Linked DNA regions of Homo sapiens: all the other regions are linked to region 1. A link is a contact called in ENCODE Hi-C or POLR2A ChIA-PET data. All regions are on one chromosome and are shown on one strand. Each heading gives the region's core, a stretch centred on a gene start or an enhancer-like site at or near the end of the contact. The rest is flanking DNA. Distances are from core to core; before and after follow the strand shown. Region 1 holds the start of SCDAL (stem cell derived angiogenic lncRNA). Region 2 has its middle 39 kb from the start of LETR1. Region 3 overlaps LINC00924 (long intergenic non-protein coding RNA 924). Region 4 overlaps LINC00924 (long intergenic non-protein coding RNA 924). Region 5 has its middle 120 kb from the start of LINC00924. Region 6 has its middle 190 kb from the start of LINC00924. Region 7 has its middle 240 kb from the start of LINC00924.

Evidence for each region. A loop is a pair of places that touch in the nucleus more often than their neighbours do. ChIA-PET counts read pairs that join two places held with the same protein, here RNA polymerase II (POLR2A). Pooled maps may share reads with other maps.
Region 2: a map of endothelial cell of umbilical vein shows a loop between it and region 1 (11-fold over the local background). The contact joins the enhancer-like site here to the promoter of SCDAL in region 1. A Hi-C loop is called at or near these places in 1 of 168 maps with a recorded cell type or tissue (endothelial cell of umbilical vein), 1 of 37 single-sample maps with no recorded cell type and 7 of 50 pooled maps.
Region 3: a loop to region 1 is called in a map of gastrocnemius medialis, with 2.5 times the contacts of the local background. The contact joins the enhancer-like site here to the promoter of SCDAL in region 1. A Hi-C loop is called at or near these places in 4 of 168 maps with a recorded cell type or tissue (endothelial cell of umbilical vein, gastrocnemius medialis, heart right ventricle and 1 more) and 6 of 50 pooled maps. POLR2A ChIA-PET finds 5 or more read pairs at or near these places in 1 of 52 experiments (HEK293).
Region 4: a loop to region 1 is called in a map of ovary, with 7 times the contacts of the local background. The contact joins the enhancer-like site here to the promoter of SCDAL in region 1. A Hi-C loop is called at or near these places in 10 of 168 maps with a recorded cell type or tissue (adrenal gland, aorta, endothelial cell of umbilical vein and 4 more) and 10 of 50 pooled maps. POLR2A ChIA-PET finds 5 or more read pairs at or near these places in 3 of 52 experiments (AG04449, Caco-2 and HEK293).
Region 5: a loop to region 1 is called in a map of endothelial cell of umbilical vein, with 4 times the contacts of the local background. The contact joins the enhancer-like site here to the promoter of SCDAL in region 1. A Hi-C loop is called at or near these places in 4 of 168 maps with a recorded cell type or tissue (ascending aorta, endothelial cell of umbilical vein, mammary epithelial cell and 1 more) and 6 of 50 pooled maps. POLR2A ChIA-PET finds 5 or more read pairs at or near these places in 4 of 52 experiments (BJ, HEK293, IMR-90 and 1 more).
Region 6: a loop to region 1 is called in a map of posterior vena cava, with 2.1 times the contacts of the local background. The contact joins the enhancer-like site here to the promoter of SCDAL in region 1. A Hi-C loop is called at or near these places in 1 of 168 maps with a recorded cell type or tissue (posterior vena cava), 3 of 37 single-sample maps with no recorded cell type and 2 of 50 pooled maps.
Region 7: a pooled map shows a loop between it and region 1 (3-fold over the local background). The contact joins the enhancer-like site here to the promoter of SCDAL in region 1. A Hi-C loop is called at or near these places in 2 of 37 single-sample maps with no recorded cell type and 3 of 50 pooled maps. POLR2A ChIA-PET finds 5 or more read pairs at or near these places in 1 of 52 experiments (BJ).

Annotation. Positions count from the first base shown.
Region 1 is chr15:96,341,175-96,345,135 of GRCh38, reverse strand. It overlaps SCDAL (stem cell derived angiogenic lncRNA), which reads right to left and starts at 2,239. Exons shown (of 2, transcript NR_198964.1): 1 at 2,138-2,239; 2 at 1-571. RefSeq lists enhancers at 2,736-3,255, 3,256-3,776, 3,777-3,961.
Region 2 is chr15:95,363,685-95,367,645 of GRCh38, reverse strand. No RefSeq gene overlaps it. Among named protein-coding and RNA genes, the nearest start is that of LETR1, 39 kb to the right of the region's middle. Within about 2 kb of position 1,815, at least 3 of the 41 ENCODE cell types and tissues checked have a DNase peak (open chromatin) inside an H3K27ac peak, as active enhancers do; they include endothelial cell of umbilical vein, where a contact is called at or near this core.
Region 3 is chr15:95,439,109-95,443,069 of GRCh38, reverse strand. The region is part of intron 1 of LINC00924 (long intergenic non-protein coding RNA 924); the gene reads right to left. Among named protein-coding and RNA genes, the nearest start is that of LINC00924, 8.0 kb to the right of the region's middle. Within about 2 kb of position 2,099, at least 2 of the 41 ENCODE cell types and tissues checked have a DNase peak (open chromatin) inside an H3K27ac peak, as active enhancers do; they include heart right ventricle, where a contact is called at or near this core.
Region 4 is chr15:95,462,460-95,466,420 of GRCh38, reverse strand. The region is part of intron 3 of LINC00924 (long intergenic non-protein coding RNA 924); the gene reads right to left. LOC105370993 (a long non-coding RNA gene) reads left to right here. Exons shown (of 3, transcript NR_188326.1): 2 at 1,612-1,701; 3 at 2,035-2,834. Among named protein-coding and RNA genes, the nearest start is that of LINC00924, 31 kb to the right of the region's middle. Within about 2 kb of position 1,705, at least 5 of the 41 ENCODE cell types and tissues checked have a DNase peak (open chromatin) inside an H3K27ac peak, as active enhancers do; they include endothelial cell of umbilical vein and ovary, where a contact is called at or near this core.
Region 5 is chr15:95,555,590-95,559,550 of GRCh38, reverse strand. No RefSeq gene overlaps it. Among named protein-coding and RNA genes, the nearest start is that of LINC00924, 120 kb to the right of the region's middle. RefSeq lists an enhancer at 1,657-1,951. Within about 2 kb of position 1,855, at least 9 of the 41 ENCODE cell types and tissues checked have a DNase peak (open chromatin) inside an H3K27ac peak, as active enhancers do; they include ascending aorta, endothelial cell of umbilical vein and mammary epithelial cell, where a contact is called at or near this core.
Region 6 is chr15:95,618,821-95,622,781 of GRCh38, reverse strand. No RefSeq gene overlaps it. Among named protein-coding and RNA genes, the nearest start is that of LINC00924, 190 kb to the right of the region's middle. Within about 2 kb of position 1,706, at least 2 of the 41 ENCODE cell types and tissues checked have a DNase peak (open chromatin) inside an H3K27ac peak, as active enhancers do.
Region 7 is chr15:95,667,227-95,671,187 of GRCh38, reverse strand. No RefSeq gene overlaps it. Among named protein-coding and RNA genes, the nearest start is that of LINC00924, 240 kb to the right of the region's middle. Within about 2 kb of position 1,832, at least 5 of the 41 ENCODE cell types and tissues checked have a DNase peak (open chromatin) inside an H3K27ac peak, as active enhancers do.

The DNA of each region.
Region 1 (3,961 bases), core at 990-3,489:
TACAATGGGGCCCAGGGCTGGGCCGAGTCAGCCACGATCCCAGACACTAAGATTTGGTCAAAAGCAGGGCACTTAAGCTCACACTCAGAGACTTGGGTACAATTGTGCCCCTTCCAAACTAAGAAGGGCACGATGGCACCCACTGATGTCTCCTGGCAACGCCAAGACAGCCCACACTTCATCTTGTGCTCTGGCACCGCCACCACCCTCTCCCTCCCCACCAAACCTACACGCCAGATCGATCCCCCTTGCCAGGAGAGCCTCAAGCTGAGAGGAGGAAACAGAGGAGGGGGCGAGAGGCCAAGGGATCCGTGAGGCCACCTCTCTGGTCATCCGGGCCGGCCTCTGGCCCCCAGCGACCCTGGCCAAGCAGGACCAGCGGTGGGAAGGGGCACGGCAGCTATCGTCCGCAGGGGGTCAAATGATTGCATTTGGGTGGGTGCTCGCCGACATATTTGCTGAGTAAACCTCCCTCGCTGGGCTGAAGGCGAATCCCCGTTGATAAATCCATCATTACCGTTCGGATTCAGGGAGGCAGCCGCGCCACTAAATTCATCTTACATTCGTAGCGCTTTAATAGACATTTATGAAATGCTTTTAGAGAGAGGCATGGGGTGCGTGATTACATCCTAGTTATAGACAGAACATAAAGACCCACGTTAACACCCATTTGCAGGAAGGAAGGAAAAGGTGGGGAGGGGGTGGTAAGGCAGAGAGATGAAGTGAGGAGAGGCAAGGAGAGATGGGGCGGGCAGGGGCACGGTGTCTAGGCGTTATTAACGAGGGCTGCCTGGCGGGAGCCTCGGAAAGTGACAGGCTGCGGAGAGAAGTACTCGCTCCCCTCGCAGTTCCTGGGGCTTCCCTTCCCTTGCCCCCCACCCACAATCCCCCCGTGGTGGGCTCGTATTCTCTCTGCCAGGGAACAAGGGACGCCGCACTGCCTCCGCCGACCCTTCTGTCCCTCCAACCCCCACTGCTTCTTCACTTTATTCCAGGCCTCTCCAACTTCGACCCTTTGGAGTGGCCAAACCAGAAAGAGAAGGGAGGGAGTCCCCGCATGCCGAGGACCCCAAGAACTCCTTTAAAGCATCCTCTTCACCCCACCTCACCCCCAACCCAGAGAGCAACAGAGCTGGGCCAGGTTCCTGCAGCAGAAAGCAGACGCCCAGGCCACCGGGCGGAGTACATCTGCTTGCTCAGAGGGTTCCTTGGCCTGGCAGTCTTTGCGGAAGGACCCCCTGCTCTGCGCCAGGAGGAAGCCATGCCACTTTCGCGCCTTCCATCATCTCGTGCCTGGGAACTTGCCCTGGACTTGCCCCGCGCCCCCCGACCTCATCCTCAGGGAGCTGCTCCTGTAGGGATGCCTGGGCCTCCAAAGGGCCTAACGCCTTCCTGAGGGCCCCATTAGCTTCGCCTAGAAGCCCAGTCCCCGAGCTTTGCCGGCTCTGCGCGCGCTCTCACCGCGCCCTCGCTCCCCCGGGACGCAGCCACCGACCCGGGCCGGGACAGCAGCCGGCAGGACTCCGGGCCCTCCCTGGCTCTTGGTAAAGAACACTTCCGCTATCTCAAAGTTGCCATAAGAAAATAAATACAAGTGACATTGTACTGGGCCAAAGCTCATTAGTTCGTTGTCCAGGCCTAATAAAGGAACAGAAGCGCAAATTATAGAGTTCAGCTTCAACACACGCTCTGTCACCCGAGATCAGCGCACCGCGAGCCTGATTCCAATTGCTCCGAACTTGCAGCGCAGTTCGCCCCCCACCCCCTCCTCTCAAGCAGGAGGTTGGGTGGAAAAATATAGTTCCAAAGGGGGTAATGATCAAGCTTTTCCTCTCGGAAGCCTGCGCCACCTCATTTCCCATCAGTAATCCCAATAAAATTAACGTCGTGGCTGCAATTGAAAAGAGGAGGGCCCGCAACACTCCTGAAATAACACACTCTCCCCAGCAAAAGGTAAAAAGCAAAACGGCCCTTTGTTCAGCTAATTAACGAAGGCCCAACTCCGAAAGCAGATGTGTTTGCTTAGCTAATCACAAGCATGTTTCTTTCAAGGAACGTCATTTCGAGGGGGCCGCTCCGGGGGAGATGGGATAGAGGGACACCACCCCCCAGGCCCATTCTGCCTCGGGTCTCTCACCCCGGTCTAAGATCCAGAGGCTGAATCCAGGCAGCCCGTCTTTCACACCTTTCTTCCCCTCAGCCCTACCCCAGAGGCCCCATAGGCAGAGACTTCAGCGCTAGCCCCAAGGCCAAACCTGCAAGACACGAGGGGGAGAAAAATAAAAGTTTTAATGACACAGATGCCATATTAAATGAGGCAGTTTTACAATTCACTTTGAATAGGACGCTAACTTATTACAAGTGTGTTATCAGAAGGACGATAAGATTTACAACTCCAAGAGTCAGCTTTGCGCCTTAATGACAATGGATGTTAAGAGGAGGAAATCTGTTCTCTATTAGAGGAGATGAGAATCCCTTCCCGGGTTTGGGGGCATTTACAGAGGCCTCCAGGACAGATACCAAGCCCTTTGTGTCTCTGTATGAAAGATTCTCTCTTTCCCCTTTGGCTATGAAATAGGGTCTCCTTGTTGGGTTAGCACCTTGCTCAGCTTTTTACCGTGTGCTTGGGATAGAAAAAACAGAAGGAAAACGAGATAGAATTGGGGATGGAGATAGAGGTGGGGTGGGGAGCGGTTCTTAGCCCTCTGGTTCCTCCAGTAGTACTACTTCCCGGTCTTTCTTTACCATACAAAAAATAGCTTTCCCCTAAACCAACACAGTAAGCAAACTTTAAAAAACTGAGGTCCTATTACAAACCAACGCCCAGCACTAACTGCTTTAAAATTACTGCATAATTAGATTTAGTTGAATTTCACCATTAATTAGGCAGCCGCACTGCAGGGAGCCTTTGAAATCTGAGAAAATGGGAAAAATCATCTGAAGCACGTTTTTTAAGCCCAACTTCAATAAATCTTGACGAGGCCTGGAATTCAGAGAGTATCCCAGGCGGCTGAGGGAGAGGGTTGTCCAGGCCGGGGCTGGGGATGGAGCTGGACGTGGCGGGGCGATATCCCATCCGCCCGAGAAGGGAGCCTGGGCCCGGATCCACTATCTCTGCAGAGGCCCTCAGAAGACCCTCTCTAGGAGGCCAGGTCTGTCCCACGGCCGCCCTTGCCCACTCTCAAACCTATTAGAGAAAGAGGGTCCTCCGCTGCAGTCGCTCTCCTGCCAGGGGCACAGTCCACGCGGGCTCACACATTTCTAGGGTCTGCGACCACCCGCCTGGAACCGGCCCTCAGCCCCTGCTAGACCCTCCCACCCCCCAATCAACCCTCCGCCCGGAAAGCCTCCTTTCCCACAACTTGGGCGTGCAAAAGCAGCAAGTTCTGCCCAAGTCCAGCGGGGTTCGCATTCCGCCCTCCCCACCGCGCCCCAGCTCCGCTCGGGCCCGCGCAAACCCCGGCGCAGCCCCTGCATTAATGAGCGCGAGAACTGACCGAGGTCTGTAAAGACCGTCCTCTTCCCATCCCCCTATACCATTCAAACATTTAAGATCATTTGCGGATACAGACTTTTTATTTTTCTAATTTGGTTCTTGGAAGGAGAGGGGACAGGAAATCAACTCTCCTGAATATGGGAGGGGGAGGGGAGAAGGTACAGCGTTACCAATATTTTCCTTACGAATTCTGTTGCTTTAATTAAAGAACCGAGGACCGGACTCACTTGCCAGCAAGAGTTTAAAAAAGGGTTTTCTGCCTGCAGACGGAATGGCCTTTAGCGCCCCCCGCCCTCCTTTTTTTCTTTTTGGTAACCAATGTGTTTTCTATTACCCGGCCCTGCCGAGCCTGGCAGCCCGGCGCTCGCGGTGCAGTGGGAGACGCCATGTTGGCTCAGCTCATAGGACCAAGTCAAAAGCGAGATTCGAGGCAGAGTTTCACACGCTCGAGCTCCCCCTGACCGC
Region 2 (3,961 bases), core at 566-3,065, 980 kb after region 1:
TCAAAGCACTCCTAAGCTATGCTTCAATGAGTGACCTAATACAATATGTTCTTCATCAATGCATTTTTAGTACCAGGCCAGCATGCCATGAGATGGGTTGTGTGGTCAAAATATTAGGTTTTTTCATATGCGATCAGACCAGTGGGCTAATGGTTTTGGAATCCTGCCTCTGGCAGTAGCCATTACCTGATGCTTCAGAAGCCAGAAATGAATTTGCACAACCCCAGCCCTTCAGATGTCCCCTGTGGAAAAATAGGAAATTGGCAAGTAGGATCATTTCACGGATGTGCTGAAGCTGTCATTCCTAGAAATCTTTGGCTTCAGCTCCGTGCCGGGTAAGTTCACCTGCGAATGCAGTATGAACTGTTCCCATTTGTGAATTGCTCATATTCTAGAAAGATGAAGAGCCCTGTGTTCATTCTTAGTCTTCCTAGCCTTTGGCTATTGAAAAGCCTCCTAAATACCATGTTCTGATAATGTTGGAGTTGAATGTGTAAACCCCTCTGGTGTGACTGAAACATTGAGTTGTCACAATGTTAAGGAAGGGTCAATGAAGGAAATTAAATGATTTCAGCTCAGCATTCTTTTTTGCTTTGTTTTTTCGTAGTTGTTTAATATTTAGCTGTGTAGCTGCAGAAGAAAAAATAAATGAAAAACAGAGAAACAAGTGTATTCGTTTTGTGATTCTACTATTCCCTAAAAACTTAAGCAAGATACTCATGAGGTTGTAAGTGAATGGTTTGTCTAGTATAAATTCACTCTGACATCTCATCGTACTTGGTCCTAATACAGAAAATTCACAAATCTAGTCCACGGCCCACAAACATTTTCAAAGACGTCTTTTAATTTTACTTAAAATTTTCATAATTGTCATATTGCTTTCAAAGACAAATAAACTTTAAGGATAAAATATATCTATTTTCATCCCAGTTCTGTGCCATCCTGTGTTTTAATAACCACCCTAATTTAGTATTAACTAAGAGCTTCCTGTGTGACAGAAGATTCTTACTCTATCTACATTAGGCTTTTTCTAAATGACTAAAGTTTCTGAAATATTCAACGCAATCTACCATTTAAAAATTTGATAACATCTTCATTAGCATTTGGGTGCACCCTAAACTATTTCTACCAAACAGAAGTGCAGCGTTTTAGAAGAGCCTCACGGACTAGCTACATATATTTTTTGAATGTTAAAATTCTTTCTTTCCTCCTCTTTTGATCATTTTTCTGAAGTGGATTGTCTCTCCTCTCACCATTTGTCATTAGAGGCGTGTAATTTCATGACCCCTTTCTTCTCGCTACTTCCTCTAAACAAAAGGACACAATAAATAAACACAGGAGATAAGACAGTCTCTTCCCCCCAGCCTACCCCCTTCCTTTGAGTCTTTTGAGCAGCCAGAACCACTTTAGTCCTTCAAATATTGTCCTGAATTAGTATCCACACTGATGCAGTGAGGCTAGAGTACATGATAATAATAAATACCAAATGGAAGTGTAACTGTAATATGTGTATTGATATATATTTTTTCTAGTAGTTTTGGCTAACCTATCTTGCTGACTGTACTGATGAAGGTTGCGGGTAATTGTGTACGCGTTTCTGTGAAAGATAAATGACTTTCCTTCCCAAGGACGCTTGGCCAGGCCTTAATCCTGAGTGCCTGTGTGTGTGTGTGTGTGTGTGTGAGCGTGTGTGTGTGTGTGTGTGTAACTGTTTTCTGAAGGCCTGACAAGGCATCTTGATCATTTCCTCATTTTGAGGCCTACCCACAGCCTCGCACACGGCCCCCCTCTCTGAAATGTTATTATTCTGTCGTGAGGCCTTCTTCAGCCAGGATGTTACTTCATTTCCACCTTTTGTCTCTGCCTGAATGTGAATGATGCTCTTTCAGCAATATACAGCCGCTTAAACTCCCTGCTGCTGCCTTACATAAATATACAACACCCGTCTCGCCCTATAACTCACTTCAGGCCTGGAAAAATAGTGACTTCCTTTATTGGTCAGATTCTCTAGCAATTCCCAACAGCTGTATGTTCTCACCTCAGAGGATCCTTATCTTCAAGTTTCCATTTGTCTCAGCACTATTCCAGTGGATTGCCAATAAAAATGATTCCCATTTTTATAACCCCTGAGAACGCAGGAGCCAGCTTTCTAGAGAAACTGATGTACCCCCCGCCCCCAAACACACAAATAAACAAACAAACCAAACCTCCAGACAACTTAACAAAAAGGGCTATTTTGTCTTCTGGAGAGATGACCTTAGAACTGAGTACATAGGGAATTCAGTAAAACGTGAAGTGTTGTCTCGGAACACATTAATTACATTCATGAAAATCCATGTTTATTTTCTTCCTTGAGATAATACATGGAGAGATATGGCATATAATCATTAAGAGAACACGTGTTCATAGATATCTAAAAGGAATATCACGTTCATATTAGTTGACTGTATCTTTGTTAATAAGTTTAATCACTTCTCTGTGCTTCTGAATTCTGGGCAACTTTAAAATGTGGCTGGGTTCTACTGAACTTATTTTTTAAAGAAAATGATGTAGGGAAAAAAAGAAAAGCACTTCCGAAAAATTGAAGTTGCTATGTAATTGTCAGGTGCTATAATAAATAAAGGCACTTTATTTGGGTATTGATGCCAGTTACACGTGGACATTAGTTTGCGCTCTACTGCTACTTACTGCTGCAGAATTTGGGAAAACGCGCTATGTCAAGCTCAGCCTCAGTTGTCCCATCTGCCAAATGGGAGCTAAACACCTCCCTTTTAATATGTTTTTAAATTTAAGAAAGAGAATATACACTAAAGAGTAAACGCCAAAGTGCTCTACAAATGGTATAGCTCAAGTTACTTTTTCCCCTCCATAACAAAGCTGTGGTGACTACAGGCAATTTTTAAAGAAAAATGGAAGGAGTAGGGGCATGGAATGAAGAAAATGAGTATTTTTTTTAAGCTACTGCGTACTCAACAAGAGGGCAAGAGTGTTCAATACTAATGTGTCAAGGCTACACTTTTTTTAAGGTGCAAATTCAAGGAACAGGGAAATATGTCAGGTTAAAATCAGTAATACTCATCTACTTTATGACTTTACAACTCTCCATAGGAGAAAGAAAGACGGTTACTGCCATATAGCGTGTATTAGCAGAAGGGCTTGCTGGGGAGTTTTATTGCCAGGTGGAAACTGACAATTGTTACCATCTTATGCAAAACTTTGGCTCTGGGAGTTGTTTTCCCTTTCTGCCTCCTCTGTCCAACATCCCCCCCAAAGCATGAATGATGATTTCAGAAGTCACCTGGCTGTGATCAACACATCAAATCTGCCCCCAAAGACAGTTCCCAAATAAACTAACATGATCTTTCTGGCATTTATGCTGAATATGGCCTAGAAATGAGCAGTGTTTTCATTCCTACTCTCTCTCCTTGGAGGTATGTGCAGAGGTAGCTTTTTATAAATTCTCCTCCATACTTTCAACTCGGACCAAAATGTCCAAAACTGTCCCTCTGAATGGGAAATGATTGTAATCTTATAGCCAACATCATTAAAGGCAGCCCAGAGTCTTCTATTGCCCATTACCTCAAACAGCTGTGGGTAGAACTTAACATTATGTTAGGGTCAAATGTTCCCTTGTCAGTGGGGAAATTTTTCTGCTCTAAATGAAATGTTACAAAATACATTTCCCCCCACAAAGCTCTGAACTTGGAGCTGTTTTATTTATCTGACCATTCTGAGTACTGTAAAACATGTTGTTTCATGTTGTAACATAAGATCTTTTTTAAAGTGTGCCCCGAGCATTTGCAATTGTTATCAGGCCCAGATGTATCCGAGTGTCAGCGTGAAGCTCTCTGAGTTGGCTCAGATATACAGAATGTAATTAGCTCAAAGGCCTCCACGCTAAATTTGTAGAAGAAGCACCAGGACTGTCTGAGAATAACCATTAGCTCGCTCTTCTCCTCTC
Region 3 (3,961 bases), core at 850-3,349, 900 kb after region 1:
GTCTCTTCCCATGAACATGCATTCCTCAAAGAGCTGAGAGAGTTTCTTCACCATGATACCCTCTGTTGGTAGACAAGAAATAAGATATGAAGCTGAGAATGGGTGATCAATGGCCACCGATCTCCATTCACATCACTTGGGGAAGATGACTGGGCCCGCCTGTAGGTGCCTCATTGGTGTCTTGAGACAGACTATAAGGTTCCAGTGATTCTTCCTTTTTGTAGGTTCTCATTGTTGATTTCAGGGAAATCTGAAAAGTTAAGACCCACTATGTATATACAGGAGCTAACCAGGATGTGTTTTGTTTGCAGGGGCCAAATGGATACTATATGACTCCCACTTCTCCTTTCCACTGCATCATCTGTCATCTGAAAAGGGAATACGTTTAGAATCAACAGAATGTTGGTGCCAGAAGGGAGTTGCCAACAATCCTCTATCAATTAGTAGTAGAAGTGGAACACTTTTCCTCCTTGTTTTAGCCTGAGTTCTTTCCAGTTGCAGTCATGCCTTTAACCACAATATCCATTTGTGATCTTGGATTTGTCTTGTTTCTAATATTTGAGGGACAGAGGCGGGGAAAGAAGCAAATGAGGTTACCAGAGCTGGTTTTGTTTTCAAGGGTCAAATGGGTACCGTGTCACTTCTACTTCTTCTGCCCACTCCATCCCTACTTCCGGAAGACCAAGTGTATTTTCTCCTTCTTCCCCTCAAGTGTCCTCTAGAGTTTTCCACACTGCTTCTTAATACACATAGCTCTGCTTCTTGCTCCTTACTGGAAATAGGCTCAGTGCTGACGGGATCTGACCTATTGGTGGGTGGAGGGGAATGAAAGGTCAAAACTGCATTTGACCCTTTGTTCCACAGACTTACTTCATAGCCGAGCAGTCACATTTTGATTTAAACTTCTTTTTTTCTAGGCTCTAGATCGGTTCCTTACCTTGGAGCATGCCCCCTTTACTGATCTCATACATTTTTATTTTATTTGATGCTTCATGTTATGCTTGGATTATAGAACTTCCATTCGGTAAAGGTTCTGTAACAAATTGTTCTTTTGTACAACTGCCAGATATCTCAGACTAAAAACATATTGGGGGGAGAAAGCCAGATAAAAAATTAAATGAAGGCAAAATTAGAGGCCTGCTAATAAAATCAGATTTTCTTGACACTTTTAGTCAATGCAAAAATAATTGTGGGAATATAAAAGGTTTTTTATGGTCAATTATTCTTGTCTTAGTAAGTATCTATAATCATAATCCCTCAGAATAGGTAATAATCCTCTGCAGAGGGAAGTGAGACTTCCCCACAGAACCATAAGGAAAGTAAAACGTTATCATATGCATGCATAAAATATATTAATATTGAAATGTGCTGGCTGTAAGGTCAGGTGGGGAAATAGCTTTTTTTTCCGCCCTGAAAAAAAAATATATATATATATATATATATATAAACTATCTGACTTTATTGGGCTGCTGACATCCAATTGATCTGCATTATTCTTAGCTGGCAAGAGCCTATATACCTAAATGCCTCAGATAATAGGTATTACAGTATTAGGTAAAAAGCCTCCATGCAGTCTATAGCAAATATCAAAAAGGTAGAAAGTGTAAAATAAGGGAGATTAAGATGACACCAGAAAGCGTTGAATGAGGTGTCATTTTGCATTTAGAAAGACAACCAGGAAAGTTAAGACAGAAGAAAAAAAATGCCCCTTTCTCACTAGCTGCCCTTAAAGGTTTACAAATGATCTGTTAACAGAAATGAGTTTCTCTTGGGCTTCAGACACCATTTATTACTCTGGGAGAGAGACAAAAAAGGAGATGGAAAAGACTGGCAAATTATGCTTATTTGAAGGCAAAATGCTTCCCATCAGCAACATGATGAAAATGTACCAAAGGTGTCAGCCAGATGTTGACATGTTAATATTTTTCATGAGGTCTTTCACTGAGGAATGAGTACAAAGAACTTTTTGGGTGTTCTTTAGAATATGAATTGAAATGCATTGCTATGCTAGCTGCCTTGCCTGGGAAATCACGATCGTATTTGATGATGAAGAGGAAGAGGAAGTGTGTCCTAAATAGGGGGCTTGAACCTCGATTCCCTGGCTGCCTCCCAGATGTCTTGTGCTACGAATGGGCTCATCTGATCTCTCCTAGTCAATTTCATTCTGGAAAGTAGCCAGTGGGCCTAGTTCACGACCCAGTGATGTCATTATAATTCATTCTCCCTCACCACAAAGACTTCGGAACTTTCCAATTTACAATGGGTCTTTTTAATAAAGAAGAGAGTCATGTACAGAATTTTTAAGTGTTTCTAATGATTTATCTTTTTTTTTCTTGTTATAGCCTCAAAAAGGCCTATCTTCTTTGTATGAATGGACTATCAAAATCATTTAAAGAATTTTATATCTTTGTTAAAGTACACGATGTGTTTTATGGGCTGAAAGGGGATAACTGAAGCTTATTATAAGAGAACATTGTGTCCGAACAGAGAAACTTTACATTTTATGCATAAAGAATAGAGGATCTAAAATTTCATATGACTTAGGCCATGCTTCATCATGAACACTTACAAAGTAATTCTAAGTAGGAAATATGCCATTTTTAGGGATGTATTCTGTGTTTTGAGACTGGATTTATAAGATGAGGGAGGGGCTGGAGGCTGAGAGAGACATATGTAAGTCATTTCAGAGCACAGGCTGTATCATCCATGTGTTCTCTCAACACCTCTCATGGGCTGTAAGGAAATATTCACTGATGAAGATTACATATGAATTGAACTCAGCATTGGAGAGTTAGGGCCGTCTCCCAGAACCTCACCTCCTTGCACTTGGCTTACCCTCCTTGCTAAAATAAACTTTGCTGGATGACGTCACTTATCCTTGGCATGGATCTTTAAAATCCTGGGTAGTACAAGCCTAGTGGATGATCAATGCATTTGTGGCCTGCACTGTAATTTAACTTGCTCTGTCTGACAGGAGATGTGGAATAGCTAAAGAGAGGCTTTACTTGTAATCTTCTTATCGCCTTATCCTGGAGTGTTTGTGAAGAGCAAGGCCTTCCCTACACTAACTCCCAGCTGAGGGTTAAGGCTAAGAAAGAGAAATTGCCCTGTTATGTGTCTGATGGTGTGACCTGACAAAGCCCTCTCTGGATACCTTGTGAACCCTGGCCTTTCATGGCCAAACGCACCTTGCCTCTCCTGAACCACTTGTTTGTGTTCTGTGAGCTGATTAACAGAAATAACTTGCTATAATTATGATGTGCTGGGAGAGAAAAAAAATTGTACTCTTTTCTTACCGTTTCTTTTTTTTTTTTAATTTTCTTTCTCGTTTTTTTTTTTTTTTTTTTGAGACAGAATCTTGCTCTGTCACCCAGGCTGGAGTGCAGCAGTGTGATCTTGGCTCACTGCAGCCTCTGCTTCCCAGGTTCAAGTGATTCTCATGCCTCAGCTTCCTGAGTAGCTGGGACTGCAGGTGTGCACCACCACACCCAGCGATCCTGTTTCTTTTCTAAAGCATAGAATTCTAAATTAGATCATCATCCTTAGACCACTACTAGCAAGAGACCGTGAGTGAGCAGAGGGAGGTGGCCAGACCAGCGCAGGCTGGACAGGAGACAGGGAACACCTTACCATGGAAATGGTATAGAAACGGACAAGACTGACAGAAAGAGTGGGGGGGTGGAGGAATATAAAAAAGGAAAAAAAAAAAAGAAAAGGAGGCAGAGTGAGAGAAGGAGAGAGAGGGAGAGAGAGGGAGAGAGAGGGAGAGAGAGGGAGAGAGAGGGTCTTAATGAGAAATACACACAAGTGGAGGAGCTCAGGAGAAAAGCAGCTCAGGGTGTGGCAAAATGAAGGAGGGTGGCATGCAGACAGAGGGCTTCCTGGAGAGGGGGACACTCACCTTTCCACAAGGCAGTTTTCCTGTTTTTACAGAAAGCTGAGCAAGAGTAGACAGCTTGTC
Region 4 (3,961 bases), core at 456-2,955, 880 kb after region 1:
TATAAAGAACTTTCTGTGTTTTATTGGAGGGCGCCATCCTAAAGGAAAGTTCCCTTTGGATTGTCAATGCAGTTTTAAAAAGCGAAAAACTGCTAAATAGAAAACTACAAGAAGGGATTCCTGGTATAATTGAGCTCTTCAATATGTTTGAGGAATTTAGTTAGTTAGATAAAGAAGACTATTAAGGAACAACTATTTTATAATCTATCTTTTACTTTTATTTTCTTACTTTTCAATATAATAGCACTTTTGTCCAATGGTAGCAAAAAGCTTTCAGTTGGTTTTTAGATAATTTTTCTAAGTCGGTGACACTTAATAGTGCATATTGGCCAGATGCGGTGGCTCACGCCTATAATCCCAGTACTTTGGGAGGCTGAGGCAGGCAGATCACGAGGTCAGGAGATCGAGACTATCCTGGCTAACACAGTGAAACTCCGTCTGTACTAAAAATGCAAAAAATTAGCTGGGCGTGGTGGCGGGCGCCTGTAGTCCCAGCTACTCGGGAGGCTGAGGCAGGAGAATCGCTTGAACCCAGGAGGCAGAGGTTGCAGTGAGCTGAGATCACACCACTGCACTCCAGCCTGGGCAAAGGAGCGAGACTCTGTCTCAAAAAAAAAAAAAAGAAAAGAAATGCATAAATGTATATTGGTCTTTAAATAACCTTGTCTGGCTACTATCTAATATTGATCCATATAAACCTAAATGTATCTTCTCTTTTCCCAAACCCAAAGGATAGAAAAAGTAAAAATAAGGTAGCTTAAAAATACATTCACATTTCTTTATTGGCAACCGCTTCAGTCAAAACCCAGGTATAATTTTTCTCCTAATCACAAAGTGTCACTAATGACATTTTACAAATATATTGACTGTATTTTCTTGAGAGCTGTTTATAAAGTGGATACAATGGTTCATCCTGGTATTTGGCCACCTTTGTTACTTAGCAGGATTGACTGGAGATTGGATCTGCCCAGGTCTCCTGTAATCTGTCCTTTAGATGAGAGGGAATCGGAAAACCCGGACGCTACCAAAAATGTGAATTCAAGTGAAAAGAAAACATGTCCTAGCTTTTGAAGACCCTGAAGTAGTTGAAAAAAGATGATGGGTGTTTTTGACTCTAAAGCTCATTCTAAGGCAGGGAAGAAAAAAAAAACAGCAGATCTCTTTGCTTTTTCCAAAGAACGCTTTTGAGAAATGTGGCATTCCACAGAAGAACACAAAACAGCTAAAGCTTTTAGATGGAATTAAAATAATTGCTGACATTATTTAGAGCTAAACTACAGGCAAAGAAAACATTGAATGACCCAAAATCATGTATGTGGCATTAAAAATATATATATATTGAAATGGGGAAAACAGATTCAGAAGAAATGATTTGTAAGGATGTGGTTAAAACTATTTATATCCTGGGTTCTATTTGTTTTACAGCTAGTGCTGCACGGACAGCATGAAAGGTTATCTTTGACAAGGTTTTAGCTATTATTTTCTTCCAGTGAAATGGTATTTCTTGAGAAAAAAAGGTCTTTGGAACAAAATAACAATAAATCCTGATTTAGATACATAAACCTGCCATTGATATCACATAATATCAGTGTTCTTTCTCACTCGATACAGGCGTTTTAAAGATAAATGGTAAAACTGAACTGGAAATCCATCTGGCCGGCTGCCTGCTCTAATGAATAACCCCACTTTGGCTCGTGCAATGTAAGCAGAAAGTTCTCTCCCGGCCTCTTTCGTCTGTCATGAATCTACAAGACAGCCGACATAATATCTGGGCGACAACAGTGCGCTAACAGTGCAGTGACTTCCATTTTCTTTGCTTTCTATTGATTTTCACTTAATAACTGGCGAAATACTAAACGTCCGCCCTGAGTACCTAATAAATCCTGCCTGAGCTTTTTATTGAGGAGAATTTAATAAAAACAACCATTGCGGCTGAGGGATTTTTCTTTTGGACAGAACATAGGGGTAGGGGACAGCGAGGTTGGGGCAAGAGGTAGCCATTTGATTTTTTTTTTTTTTTTCTTTTCCAAACAGGACTTCTTCCCTTTGGAATGCAAGTGCGGTGGCAGTGTCAAGGATGCCTGTGTGTTTGCAGCAGGTTCCTTCCAGAAGCAGCTGCAAGTGCCACCTCCAGGCCATCTGGCCAATGTGAGGAAAGGAGGCTGCAAGGGCTTGGCAAAAACAACTTTCTGTTCCTCTGGTATCCCCTGATAACTGATTTCAAGTTATGGCCAAGGACTGCCTTATCGCCGTCAGTGGCTGTCAAAAATTTATAAGTATATTCATTTCCCTATTCAACTTAATTGGTATTTTGGGTATGACACTAGAAAAGCAAGTTAGACTTGCCTGTTGGAGTCCAAGGATACCTCCAACAAAATTCTAGACAATAAAAGAAAGGGTAAGTGTCTGAGGGGAGGGGGCACTTACAAATTATTCCATTTAATGCTAATTCGAGGCTTCCAGATTCATTTTGGGAAAATCAAAGAGCAAGAGCTGTATGCATGGCTTTTTAAAACACAAAGAAAATTGGGAAGCATGGGCTTCCCAATTTTCCTGCGCATAAACTTCTAGAACAATTTCTATTGTTGATACTTTAAAAAAAATCTTTTTCTTTTCTGTGATGTGGTCTTTTAAACTCATACCACAACTTATGGCTCCCTCTACTTCCTATATTTTAATTGATCTTGAGGTTATTTTCAAGTCACTGGGCTTAATGAACAAATATTTTAGAATTTCTTCCTTTATATACACTCATTTCTGTCTCAATAAAATGTCTAATCAGGAATTCACTTGTGTAGAAAATAAAAAATAGAAGTACATACCCTTCAAGTGAAGTTAGTTGTTTCTGTGATTTTATAAAATCCATGGACCTCAAGTTTGAGTATCATTGTTATAAAAAACACAGCCATTCAAGCCATGCATGGCACAATTACTCATTAACTGGGCAGCTTTTCCTTCAGAACACGGGAATATGGGGACAGAGGCCATGTGATAATGTTGCAGGCTCCATGTCATGGACCAGTATGGAAATCCTAGCTTTTCCTCCTCTGAAATTGGGTTACTTTGTCCATGAAATGGGGATATTCTTGCCGAACTAGCATGATTGACATCATCTCACCAAAATCTCAACAAACGTATGGGTACCCAACAAATGCTGTTGATTTATTTCATTGGGGTACTTCAGTAATGAGAAGTAGTTAATCAACCGGGTTAGGGTTTGAAATTGGCCAAATCTCAGAAATCACCCTGATGCGACTTAACTCTTCTCTGCCTCAGTTCCCTTATCTCTAAAATGGAACTAATATCAATGTTTTTGAAACTATGAAAAGAATTAATGCACATTAAGTCCTTAAGAGATTTCCTGATGTAAACTGTGGACCTGGGGTGACAATGGTGTGTCAGTGTAGGCTTATCAATTATAACAAGGGGGAGGGGGCTGGGTGGAGCAGGGGTGGTGGGGCAGCTGTGGGGGGGCAGGAGCTGTATGAGAAATCTCTGTCCCTTCTACTCAATTTTGTTGTGAACCTAAAACTGTTCTAAAAGAAATTAAGTCTATTTTGAAAAGTTTCCCTGCACATACAAATACTCCAAAAATATTGGCTCTTATGATTTACAAATAGTGCTCGAAAATAACTGAAAGCAGTCTGTGAATCTTTACAAAGAAGAACTTGACTGTTACGTCATTCTGATGATGGAGCTTTCATGTAATTTAGATAGCAATGCCTTTTTGTTAACCTCAATTTTTCTTTTTGAGTATTATATCCTTTCTGTCCCCAATTCTTGCTGAAGGGGGAAATGGAAGTAAAAACCTTTAATGTTTTCCATTTTTTCGATCATTTGGTTTCTTCTCTTTTTCAGAGCAGTTTCTTGTGAAACCTTATCTGTTCTTCCCTGGACAAAACGTGTTGTTTTCATTGTGTTAGATAGCCTAACACTGGAGAAAATTCAGCAGATCACAGTG
Region 5 (3,961 bases), core at 606-3,105, 790 kb after region 1:
CCCTTAATATCCCCTCAATCACTTCCTCCAATACCTGCCAGCTACTGGGAAATTGTGCCTTCCCCAGGGCAATTCCTGCACATTCTTTTCCTTATGCCCAAGCCTAACACTTCTCTGCCTGAAATATGAACTCCTCCCCTAAATTCCTACTTTTTCTTTGGAACCTAACTTTCCACTTGACTGGGTCTTCGAAATATCCATGGCTCTCCCCATTGTGATGCCATATAGCTCTTATCTACTGTATTGTAAATATTTCTTTACATGCTAATCAAACTTTAAGAAACTCAAGTAGGAGCTCATAACAAAAATAAGTATTACGTTTAGTTCTTCTTCCTTTTAATACCTGACACTAAGTCTGGAAGACAGCAGCTAATAAATAAATGCTAGCTGAATGAATGATGAAAAAATGAATAACCCTGAGTCAACCATCGTATCTTTAAGAAATTATTATAATAGTAACAACAAGGAGATGACTAATATAATTTTACTAAGTTTAGAAAGCCTTGGAAGGTTAAACTTCATGAGAGCAGTAGTCCTACCAAGTGTTTTATTATATTAGCAATTATCTTTTACATTCTAGTAAAATCCAGGCCTTTATTCATATTTTTCTCTGTGAAAGGTACAATCAATCAATTATGAAGGTGAAATTATGTTGATGCTGAGGCAGTATGGGGAACCCTAAATAGTTGGAGTACTCAAGTCACAGAAAATCATGAAAATGAAGCTCAAGTGATGGATTAGTGAAGACGATAAGTCCCTCAAATTTGAGTTGCAGCGATAAGGGAATTGAGGGGGAAAAAAAAGCTAAGTAGAAACTCACTTGAAAAATGCACTTAAGTCTTCATGATAAAATTTCAAACTTCTTTTATTACTATTCATTTTTATCTAAAAAATCATGTTAGCATTTAGTCCCAAATTTCCAAGCCTTGTGTTCGTCTTTCTCTGCGATGTTATCAGCTGGAAGGGAAAGCTGGCCGTGAAACTGTTATGTTAAGCACTTTTCCACAAGAACTTATTGCTTTAATAAGTAGGGAAAATGCTCTTAAAGAAAAAGAAATGTCATTCAAGATTCATTAGAGGGAAAAAAATAAAAAAGAAACCCATGTGATCCTCCATCGAATTCAGACTTCCTTACCATGGAATACTGAACATACATACCCTGAGGTCTTAACAAAGAGTAGGAGTAAACAGTTACTCATCACTAGAAAGAGAATTGTATATTCTCCGGGACAATGCACTAAGACAAGAGTACATAGACCAGTGTGTACACCAGGCAGTTATTGCCATGTCCCTGTAGACTGGGGATTCCAAGATAAACAATGCCTCACACAGGTAAGCACTCAATAAATATTTTTTGAAAGGATAGATGAACATTAGAAAGCAGTTTAATGCTCTTTAATAACTATAATCCCCCCTTGTAGATCAAACTCTCATCTTATATGAGCTTATGGCAGAAGCCACAATTACTTTTGCACCAACCTAATACATAGAATTAATTTATATCTATAAGAATTCACATATCAGCATAATCTACTGCCTTAGAACCTCATGCCTCTTTAGGAGTTGTTTTATTGCCATTGTCTTACGGTTTTTACCACTTTTGAAACCAATATGTATTAATAACAATAAAGTCACTTTATGACCTCAATGAAAAGATGTGGATTTTTTTTTTCTGACAAGGTGTTTTTTTCCTAATTAACCTTATTTTTAGAACTTGTTTTAAACACATGTGACTAGACATAATCAGCCTATGGTTAAAAATATAATACTATGATGAGTCATGTGGGTAGCAATGAAAGGGAAAAGAGATGACTCACTTTCCCAGCAGTGAGCATTCCTCTTGTCTTCCTGGTTTCTGGCCACCTCCCTCCACTGCCCCATAAAAACCCTGCCTTAGCTAAAGCTAGGCAATTTTTCTCACCTTCCCTCCGAACCTTGTGCTTAGACTACGAAGTTTGGACACTTTGGCATGAGGCTATTTTAAAGTCTGAATCCGATGTGGTAGGAAAAGCAGGTATAGAAACGGACCCCCTACATCCAGATTACATCTGCGAATGAAACCCAATAATGTTCTCAAGTTCAAAGCAATCGCCCACTCACCCGATGGTCTCTTTGGATGATTGAAAATGGCTTAAGCAAGTACATATGGGCTTAAAGAGCCACTCAAAATAACTGAAAAGCAGGTTGTCCACAGAGAAGCCATGTCACTTCGTTGACAAATAAGCGTGGGCTGAGCTGGCAAGGGGCTTCCCGGGGGCTCCTCACCCGCAGGGGGAGAGGAAACGTCGGGTGAGTGTGGGAATAATAAGTGAGCGCGGCGTCCTCTCTGGTTCTACTATTCTATAAATGTTATATTTGTTAGGCGAGCTCCCTCCCTGACCACCCCCCAAGCAGTTCATAGACAATAAAACACCAGGAATCCCTGAAGAGTGGTAAAATGCTGACATGATTTAAGAAGGAAGACTCTGATAAGAAGATAAAAACCTAATAAACAGAGTCTAGAGAACCTTGGTTCGTCTCAGCCGCTTGCCAGTGTAAGCAAAACCCTCCCAAGGAAAACAAAAGGAGCCTTAATGGTAAGGACATTCCACTCGCAGACCATCTGAAGGAGAAAGTTGAGGCCGTGACCTCTGCAGACTGCAGTTATGAGAGCTCGGACAAAAAAATATTTGATTTGGTTCAAGAAGCAAAATCAGTCACTGGATTTTTTAATATCTTTTTTCTTCAATAAAAAAATAATGTATTTTATGTGTGCTTGAGAGAGAGTTGTGTATACATGGTAAATATTTCTCCCACCCATGTAGTTTTTCTGTTTAGCTTGGTCTTAATTTCTTCTTGGATTTTAACCCCAGGAAAAGGTGGATTCACAGGCCCATTGATTTCCCTTTTTTAATTAACACAAGGCTCCCGAAAGCTCATCTGAAGTTTCACACATGAATCTGCAAATATGTAAAGACGTACATTCTCTCCAAGAACCAGAATGAGAATCTGCAAAGCTGTGAGTTTATTGTTGAAAATTTAGGGAATGCTAAAAGAATATATTAGCATCTTTGAAATCTAGAACAGAGAATTCCTTAGAAAATGCTTAAATGCACATAGGCTCCCAGGCTAGCTAAAAAAAAAAACCTACAAATGGTTGAAATTCTGAGCAATTCTGTTGCAACATCGATAGACATATGTAATAAGAGATATCTGTGAAGTTATTTGTGCTTTTGGTATTTAAAGAAAATTTGTAGAATTAGAGAAGAAGGAGGACAAAAGTTTTATAGAAATTTTCCAGAGCTCTTTTAGTACACTTACAAGAAGAGCTTCAATGGTTGTTGATGCTATTTTTCATTATGATTAGCTTAACTTAAAAAATGTATAGCTTGCCTTTTCCCAGATACAGATAAGGACTACATATGATAATCAAACGTAACTAGCTTTTCTAAAAATAAAATTTATTTATTTTCTCTAAGAGCAGAAAGAAAAGGGGGACAGAAGTATAAATGGGCAAGATCTGGAAGAAAATAGAGAAGAAATAATACCAGGTAGAGCAGAGGTCAGAACAAAATAGCCAAGGGTAGAAAGAACTGAGCAGTGTGGGACAACAGAAAGACAAAAGAACAGGCTGAGTTTCCTGGTCTTCTGCATCCTCTGGGCAGGTAGTCAGAGAAGAAGACTGGGTCTAAGAACGTGCCCTGATAATTACCCTAAAGCTCCTAGGGCTCAGAAGGAGGCACCATGGGAGGTACTGGGTACCTCATGGGTAGGGCAGAGGAGCAGGCAAGAGCATAACCTTGGGTTAGGTAGGAGGTGAGAGCATGGTTTGCAGCTACTGCTTATTCTATTTGCTTAGAATTCCAAATAGTGGAGTGTGTGTGTGCGTTTGTGTGTGTATAAAATTGCAGATAGTGGAACATATATATTTTTATATATACATAAATATTTTAGAAGGGGGGGCTTATTTAAATTTAGAATT
Region 6 (3,961 bases), core at 457-2,956, 720 kb after region 1:
ATAGTAATTCTTAGTATTCTATGTCCCTGTCTGGGTGGATCTCAAGGGATCTACCATGTGTTTTATTCTACCATGTCTCTCATTGCTGAGTTCCTGGCCTGCCAAGGTACCCAATGGTGCCTTCACTGCTTTCTTTTTTCTTTTCTTAGACAGAGTTTCGCTCTTGTCACCCAGGCTGGAGTGCAATGGCACGATCTCAGCTCACTGCAATCTCTGCCTCCCAGGTTCAAGTGATTCTTCTGCCTCCGCCTCCCAAGTAGCTGAGATTACAGGCATGTACCACCATGCCCAGCTAATTTTGTATTTTTAGTAGAGATGGAGTTTCACCATGTTGGCCAGGCTAGTTTTGAACTCCTGACCTCAGGTGATCCACCTGTTTTGGCCTACCAAAGTGCTGGGATTACAGGCATGAGCCACCATGCCCAGCCTGCCTCCACTGTTTTTTGTGCCCAAATCTTACCCAAGGTTTTCTCCAAAGCATCTTCACAGTTTTATTTCTTTTCCTGTTCATGTGCCTCTCTCCTAGGCCTTCCTCTTTCTACTCTATGGTGGCTACTTGGTGGCCTTTTGATTTCACAGAGGAGGACATAACTATAGTATGACTTTTGCCATCAGGTACTTTAATCAACGAAGAGGGTTCCATACACCTAATTTGATCTTTGCCCTGGAAGTTTTTTTATCAAATGAAATGTTCACCTAGCACTTGTCCCTCCAAGTGTTGTTAACCTCATCTCCACAAGTCCTCATATTCTCCAACCTTATAGGGCCTGGAATATCTGAAATCACCCTATTCCTTTGCATTGCTGCCTTCAAACTGGCATTGTTTTTCTCTTGAGCTCATCTCATTCTTATAATATCTTGCCAAATTCAATTAAGAGCAGCTAAATATTGTTTTCCAAAGTCTTCTCCTATTTCAATAGGTAGCATCCGTCTCCCAAATGAACATGGGTAACAGGCTTTCTATACATATGTTTTGAAATGTTTAAAGTTACTTCTTTTGTATTATTTTATTTTTAACTGACAATAATTGTATACATTTTAAGGTATGATGTGATATTTTGATATATGCGTACATTTAGAAATTATTAAATCAAGCAAATTAACATATCAATCACTTCACTTATCTTTTGTGTTGAGAACACTTAAAATCCACTCTTTAAGCAGTTTTGAAATGTATAATACATTGAGCATTGCATGACAAGCAGCTCCATATTTTAATATTTCCCAAATATGATATTCATTTTCTCACCTTCTTGCCCCACTGCTCAGCCAATGGCAATTATTCTTAGTTTTTGTTGTGAGTAATTCTCACTTCTGTTTCCAATTTCTGTATTAATCAGAATAGGAAAGGCTGTACTGTGGTAATAAACTTCCAGCTCTCAGTGGCCTATCACATGAAAGATAGTTTCTTTCTTGTTCAAAGTCCTCTGGAAGAGAAGCAGCTCTCCAGGGTGGAACACTTCTCCAGGAGGATTGAGGGACTCATGTGGCTTATACCTGGTTATATAGCTTCTGGGACACACATCTTTCAAGGCCTCTGTGGTGGGAGAAGGATGGGTATGGAGAACTCACACCCTTGCTTATAAACCTCCAACTGAAAGTGAAACTGTTATTTTTACTCACTATTGGCAAGAATCTCATACTTCAACCTTCCCTGAAGAGGTTGGGAAATATGGGGCATAAATGTGCTCATCTGTGTAGCATGAGCCCTTCCGCTTTGTCCTGTCTCCCTTTCTGCCTGTTTCCCTTTCTCTCAGCTTGCCAGTTGAGAAAGTATTCAGCATTCTACCTTTTTAGACACCTTTGTCTATGCACATTCAGAAGAATGAGATGGGACCAGATGATAAACTCACTGTTTATGTGAAAAAGAAAAACTGTCTTCAAGCTTCAATCTGGAAGGAAATAATAGCAAGAGAAAATTATTCAAAACAGAACATGAGTAGTGTTATCTGGAGTGAGCTATTGCTGTCGAGCACTGATTCTACATCCACAAAGGAGGTTTATTTATGGGAGTAAAGGATTGTTGGTGGGGTTTGTTTTGCTTTTTTTTTTTTTTTTTTTTTTAAAAAAAGACTAATACCTAGGCCTAATCCTGGAAATCCCAATTTAGTAATCCAAGGTGAGGCTCAGATTTCAACATGTCTCCAGGTAGTTTGGATGATCAGCTAGGGTGAGGGACAACTGGACACAAGATACTCAGGAATACTTCGTCACTGGTAGAGGACCTAGTGTAAAGGGGTGAGAGGTTGAAAATGTTGGTGGGAAAGTAACAAGATATTTAAAGAGGCAGACAACATAACAGTCGGTCAATGGGAAGGTGGGTGGTCTAGCCATAAAAAGAAAGAAGATGGCTCTTCATCTGCAATGGAAGAGATGACACAAAGAAGAAATTGTGAGACACACACCCCTTGGCAGCCTCAGACTTTCCAGTCGCCACTCACTCATTTATTTAACATTTATTGAGTAGCACTAGCCATCAGCCAGGTAGTCTGCTAGGGTCCCACAAATACAGTGCTGGACAGGACTGCCATCCTGTCCTTGGGAGGCTCCCAGCCAGTGGGCACTCAAGGTAAGAACACACCGTGATGTGTGTGGTGACAGTGGGAGAACATGGAAGGGAAGTGACTGAACCAGGAAAGACTTCTGCAAGGAAGGGAATCTTTTCCGAAGCTTTAAGCGTAAAATAAGTAACAGGTGCTACCCTCTTAAATATTTTCTGAGACAAATGAGGTATGCAAACAAACAGGGCTGAATGTTGGCCTCATTGTCCACAGGGTGCTATAAAGAACGCAAAGACGGAAGCAGATAGACCTGGACAGCAACACCAGCCTCAGCATTAGCAGTGCGTCCTGAGCACCACTAATGCTGGTCCTCCACCAGCTTGCTCCACCAGCCTCCGTTTCCTCAGTTATACAGTGAGCATGTGAACACCCTCCTCTCATGGGTCGTTCTTGAGGAATGGATGCCATTGCCTGCCTTCAGCAGCTAGCACCAAGTTTGGTTTAATGCCAGTTCTCTTCTTCTCTTTCCTGCCACTCATCACTGTCTTACCAAAATAGGGATACTAATGCTGATAATAGTATTAACACCATTATTAGATATGACTTCTACTACTAATAGTGTAAATATATTATTTTTGCACAACAGTCTACAACTGACACCATACTCTCACGCACATCACCGTTCTGAAGTTACTATCGCCTATTCTCCTTTTCCCTTCCTACCTTTTTTGTTGTCTTTGGAACAGTATTGAGTCTGCCTTAAGGTATACTTAAAATAATATAAGTGAATGAATTAAAATTAACTTGAAAAAAAAGTATAGTGAAAAAGTGATACCAATAAGATTGGCCACAATGTATTTACTGATCCTCTGGGCAGATTTAAGAGTTAGCTTTCAGCTTCCTAGAAGCCAAAGTGAAGAGAAATATTTTCAGATACATAGTTTATAGCATCCATGAAATAAGTAATCACCAGTAGCTTTGGCGATTTTCAACTATTATTGGTACTAATTTCAGACAGGTGTTTCTCCCTGGGAGTCTCATAGGGGAAAGCTGTACACCTGAGTGAACAATATTCAAGGCAACCTTTTGACGGATGAGCAAGAGCAATGCTGGGCTACTTTCTCCGAGATTCCCAGTGTGCACTGATGGTTGAGAGAAATTATCTTAGGGAAGAGAGAAAGATGGTGTAATTTAATTACCAATGGTCACCTTATTTGGCTTGACCAAAGGATAGATATAATATAGAATTTGGGGAGAATGAAAGCTGTGTGTTCTCTAAACATTCCCCGATGGACTTTCCGTGATTGTTAAATGACAGTGTGCTCAAGATACATCTATGTGGTAGCTTACGCATATTTGTTTTCTAAATGCAGCTTTTCCAACTAAAAATCTTGGAATCTTTCCATCAGGAAGTGTAAATTCTATTGGAGGCTCATGATGAAGTCACTTTGGCACTCATC
Region 7 (3,961 bases), core at 583-3,082, 670 kb after region 1:
TTCTCCTGCCTCAGCATTCCGAGTAGCTGGGATTACAGGCGCATGCCCCCATGTCTGGCTAATTTTTGTACTTTTAGGGGAGACGGGGTTTCACCATGGTGGCCAGGCTGGTCTTGAACTCCTGACCTCAAGTGATCCACCTGCCTAAGCCTCCCAAAGTGCTAGGATTACAGGCGAGAGCCACCGCGCCCAGCCTAAGCTCTTGTTATCTAAACACTCCTTGAAAATAAATTCTACATTCAGCAGCCCAGATTTATCACCTTCTTTCCTTGTTCAGTGTTTAGCAATCCAGTTTCTGCTCCCAATGTTGTGTCAAAAGATCTCTTAGCCAATCACCAATGACCTCCTAATTGGTAAGTCTACTTTATGTTTTTCCTGTCCTTGAATTACGACTTCTCTCTGCTATACTGCATTTTTAATATTCTCCTTTGTTAGGGTTTACTTCCATATTCCTGTTGAATAGGAAAGGGTACTACACTCTCTCTGTTTTCCTTTTATCTATCCACTCCTTTTTATTTGTAAATAAATATTTATTTGGCTTTCTATTATATTCCAGGTACACCTGTGAGCAAGATTGGTAAAGTCCTTGCCCTGAAGGAACCTCCATGTTGGGGTTGGTGAAAGGAATATTAAAGAAACAAATAAACACATAAACAAAGCAATTTTATTTTAGGCTTCTTAACCTTTCTCTACTTCATACATAGGCTTCTTTCTTCCAGCAATCATTTCATCTTAGTGTTTTTTGGGGTTCCCTCTTACTGTCTCTTCTCATTATGCACACTTTTCTATCCTTTCTCATAGTTTCAACAAATCTGTTTAGTCTTGATCTCACCCACAACTCATGTATACAACTGTCCATCCACTGATATCTCTACCTGGTTGTCTGGCAAGCATCAAATTCAAGAAATGTCAAGATAAATTTGTTATATTCTTTCAACTTGCTTCTTCAGGAGGGATCTTCTCAGATGAAAAGTCTACCCTAGCCTAAAAACTACTATATACTCATGGAAAATGCAAATCATTACTCATCATTCCTATGTCTCTAATCTCCCAGAGTACCAAAATAAAGTACTGGTTTTCATCTCTGATCTTCCAGAACAATCCACATTATAAGTACAGTGACTTCTTTATTCTAAAATTTGTAAATAAATAAATGCAACCTCAGGGACATGCATGCACAATGAATCCTTGGAAGCCAAGTTTAAGTCTGGTGTTCCTAACTAATTCTATTCATTTCTGGAAATAGGTATTTACAATAAGATGTTAACATCAGAAATCTTGATTTCTATTTCCCCACACATCTATGTTACAAGTTTCCAGTTAATATCAGGCTCTGAACATCATGGCATCTCACTAAAAACTAGGAATGTACTAGGCCCTTAATAAATATGTGTCCGTTATCTCTTGTGTTTACTTAGAGATCCTGTACCTTGAGGCTGCTGCTGGCCAGTCACTGAGAATGAAACAAAACAATGAGAATGAAAATGAAACTGAGTAACTTGTTTTCTATTTTAACAAAAGGTTTTGAATTTGTGCTGCGAAGTAAAGGATACACGTATGTCTTTGATTAAACATTATGTGATGTATTTTCTGCCCTTACCTCTTGGCTTTGTTATTGTCGAAGATGATTTGAGATCTGTTTTATTTGTTTAACAACTGTTTGGCAATCAAGTGAATCTACTGTATTTTCCACAGCGTAGTCTTTTCCTTTCTTTTTCTTAAAAACCTAACAAAACAAACAACATCAGGGCAGTAGCCTCATGTGTGCTGGCCTGACCTGCTATCCAATCCGATTGGGCACAGGTTTCCATCCTGCTCACCCAGCAACCTGGGATGCAAGTCTACTAGCTGGCTGGGCTCATGTTCCCTCAGCCAGCTGAGTTGCTAGCCTCGGGAAGATGGTATCCTTTTTCAAGACAGAAAGGCAGCTGCTGGAGGCCACGGACCTGGACCTGGAGAAAGGCACACACGGACACCTTAGGTGGCACCCTGTCTATATTGTACCCTAAAACCTCTTCGTTATTTGCAGGAAAACACTTGCAAGGTACAGAGTGAAGTCCAAGCATATTTTATAGAACAGGTTGATTACAGCTATTAGAATCCAATTCCAATCTATATCATCACCTTCTAAAAGCACTCATGTTTTTCCCTCAAAACTTTTGCATGTCGCTTTTATTCTGACCAAGGTGAAATAAATGCCTGATTACTCCCACAAGCCTGAGTCTTCTCCCTCCCTATCCTCTGTCTGTATGCTTTCATCCCTGTCTCTGTTTTTCTGTCCTCTCTCTCCCTCTTTCCTCATACTCCAAAGGAGAAAAGGGCTGAGGAAGAAGATGTGAAACAGGCTTCATTGCCTTTAGCTGCTTCTAGAATGCTAAACCACTAATAATAACAATATTCACCATAACGAAGAAACGGGTCCAAAAAAGACTAAAAAACCTCTAACTCACATTCAGGTTATTTAAACCCCAGCATTTACAGGAGCTCGTTAAGAGAGATGGTGCATGACAACGCTACCCACGAATAAGGATGAGAACTTTAAAAGCATTTCTTTAAACAAGCAGAAAAAAAGAAAAAGAAATGCACCATCCTCAGACCCAGATGCAGGGATTGGGAAGGGGAGCAGTTATTTGCTAAAGGTGTGCCTCTCCACCCCCATTTTGGGGATCTTTGTATACACAATCCAGCCCCAGACAAAAGGAACAGGGCAGCTTTAGAGTCTTCAGAACTGGGGGCTGAGGAGGCGAGGGAAGAGAGGGGCATGATTGATGGAGTTCTGGTTGGCTTATAAAGGGCAGCCGGGAGTGCAGGGAAATAATCAGGGAAAAGGGCGTCCCGTGCTGGCTTTCTCAGAGGGGCGAAATGAATCCTGCTCCTCTGCATTATTAAGTTGTCAGGCGGGCTGATGATGAAAATCTGAAGGTCAGGCATAACAAGAAGCACCTTATGGGGGGGATCACGACCTTTCTGAAAGTGCTACACTCATGTTTATCTGCACCTAACCCTTATCCACAATTCTTCATTTGATAAGAACATTGGGAGAGGGGGAGGCAGGGAGGGGTGTCTCCTCATATGTATAAGCAGTGAGTGAAATTAGGCTTCCCGTGAAACTGATTGTAGAGGCTCAATTCACAGTGAAAGATAATAAACCAAAAGGACACACGAGGGATGCAGGCAGAAATTGTTCGCTACAGTGAAACTCAATAAAGGGAACAAGAGCTTCCCTAAATGACAAATTTGGTACAGTGGTGCTAAAATCAGGATTCTCCCTGGAATTGCCACAGCAATTCACTCTCGGCAGTACCACTTTTTATTTACTTTGGAGATCCTAATGGCATGGGGTGAGGGCTGCTTTTGGGGAATGTTTATTTCTTTATCTGCTTGCTTTAAACCAAAGACTCAAGGTGAAGGATAATCAGACACATTTTTTTTTTCTATTTGATATTTATTTTTGTTTGTTTTTGAACTGAGAATGGAGCGGCCGTTCTCATGTATCTTGTTCGTGTGTGTGTGTGTGTGTGTGTGTGTGTGTGTGTGTGTGTGTGTGGCGGTGGGGGGGGTGGGGAGTTTGTATTTTTCATGTGAAGAATCCTTTTCCAGGTGTTCTCCATTTCTTGGGAATTGAGGAAGTACTTGGGATTCTCAGCTGGGAATCATAGACAAAATCTCTAACTGATCACAAAAATAAACATATCACTTGTAAAAATAACATTGGAACAATTCACAAGCTACAGTTCAGGCTTCTAGCAACACTTCCAAATCTAGTTGTTTATCCCTGTTTGTAAAACGAGGATTCTTCAGATTTTGACTCTTTGGCAGTACCATAACGTGAAAAATGTAGCATTTACAAAATCATCTACTTTTAAAGTTGAAGATATATTTGAAATTGCACAGAAACAAAATTTTGGCAAAATGAGGACTGAAAATAATTTACCTGTGGAATAAGAAAAACGTTCTCAAA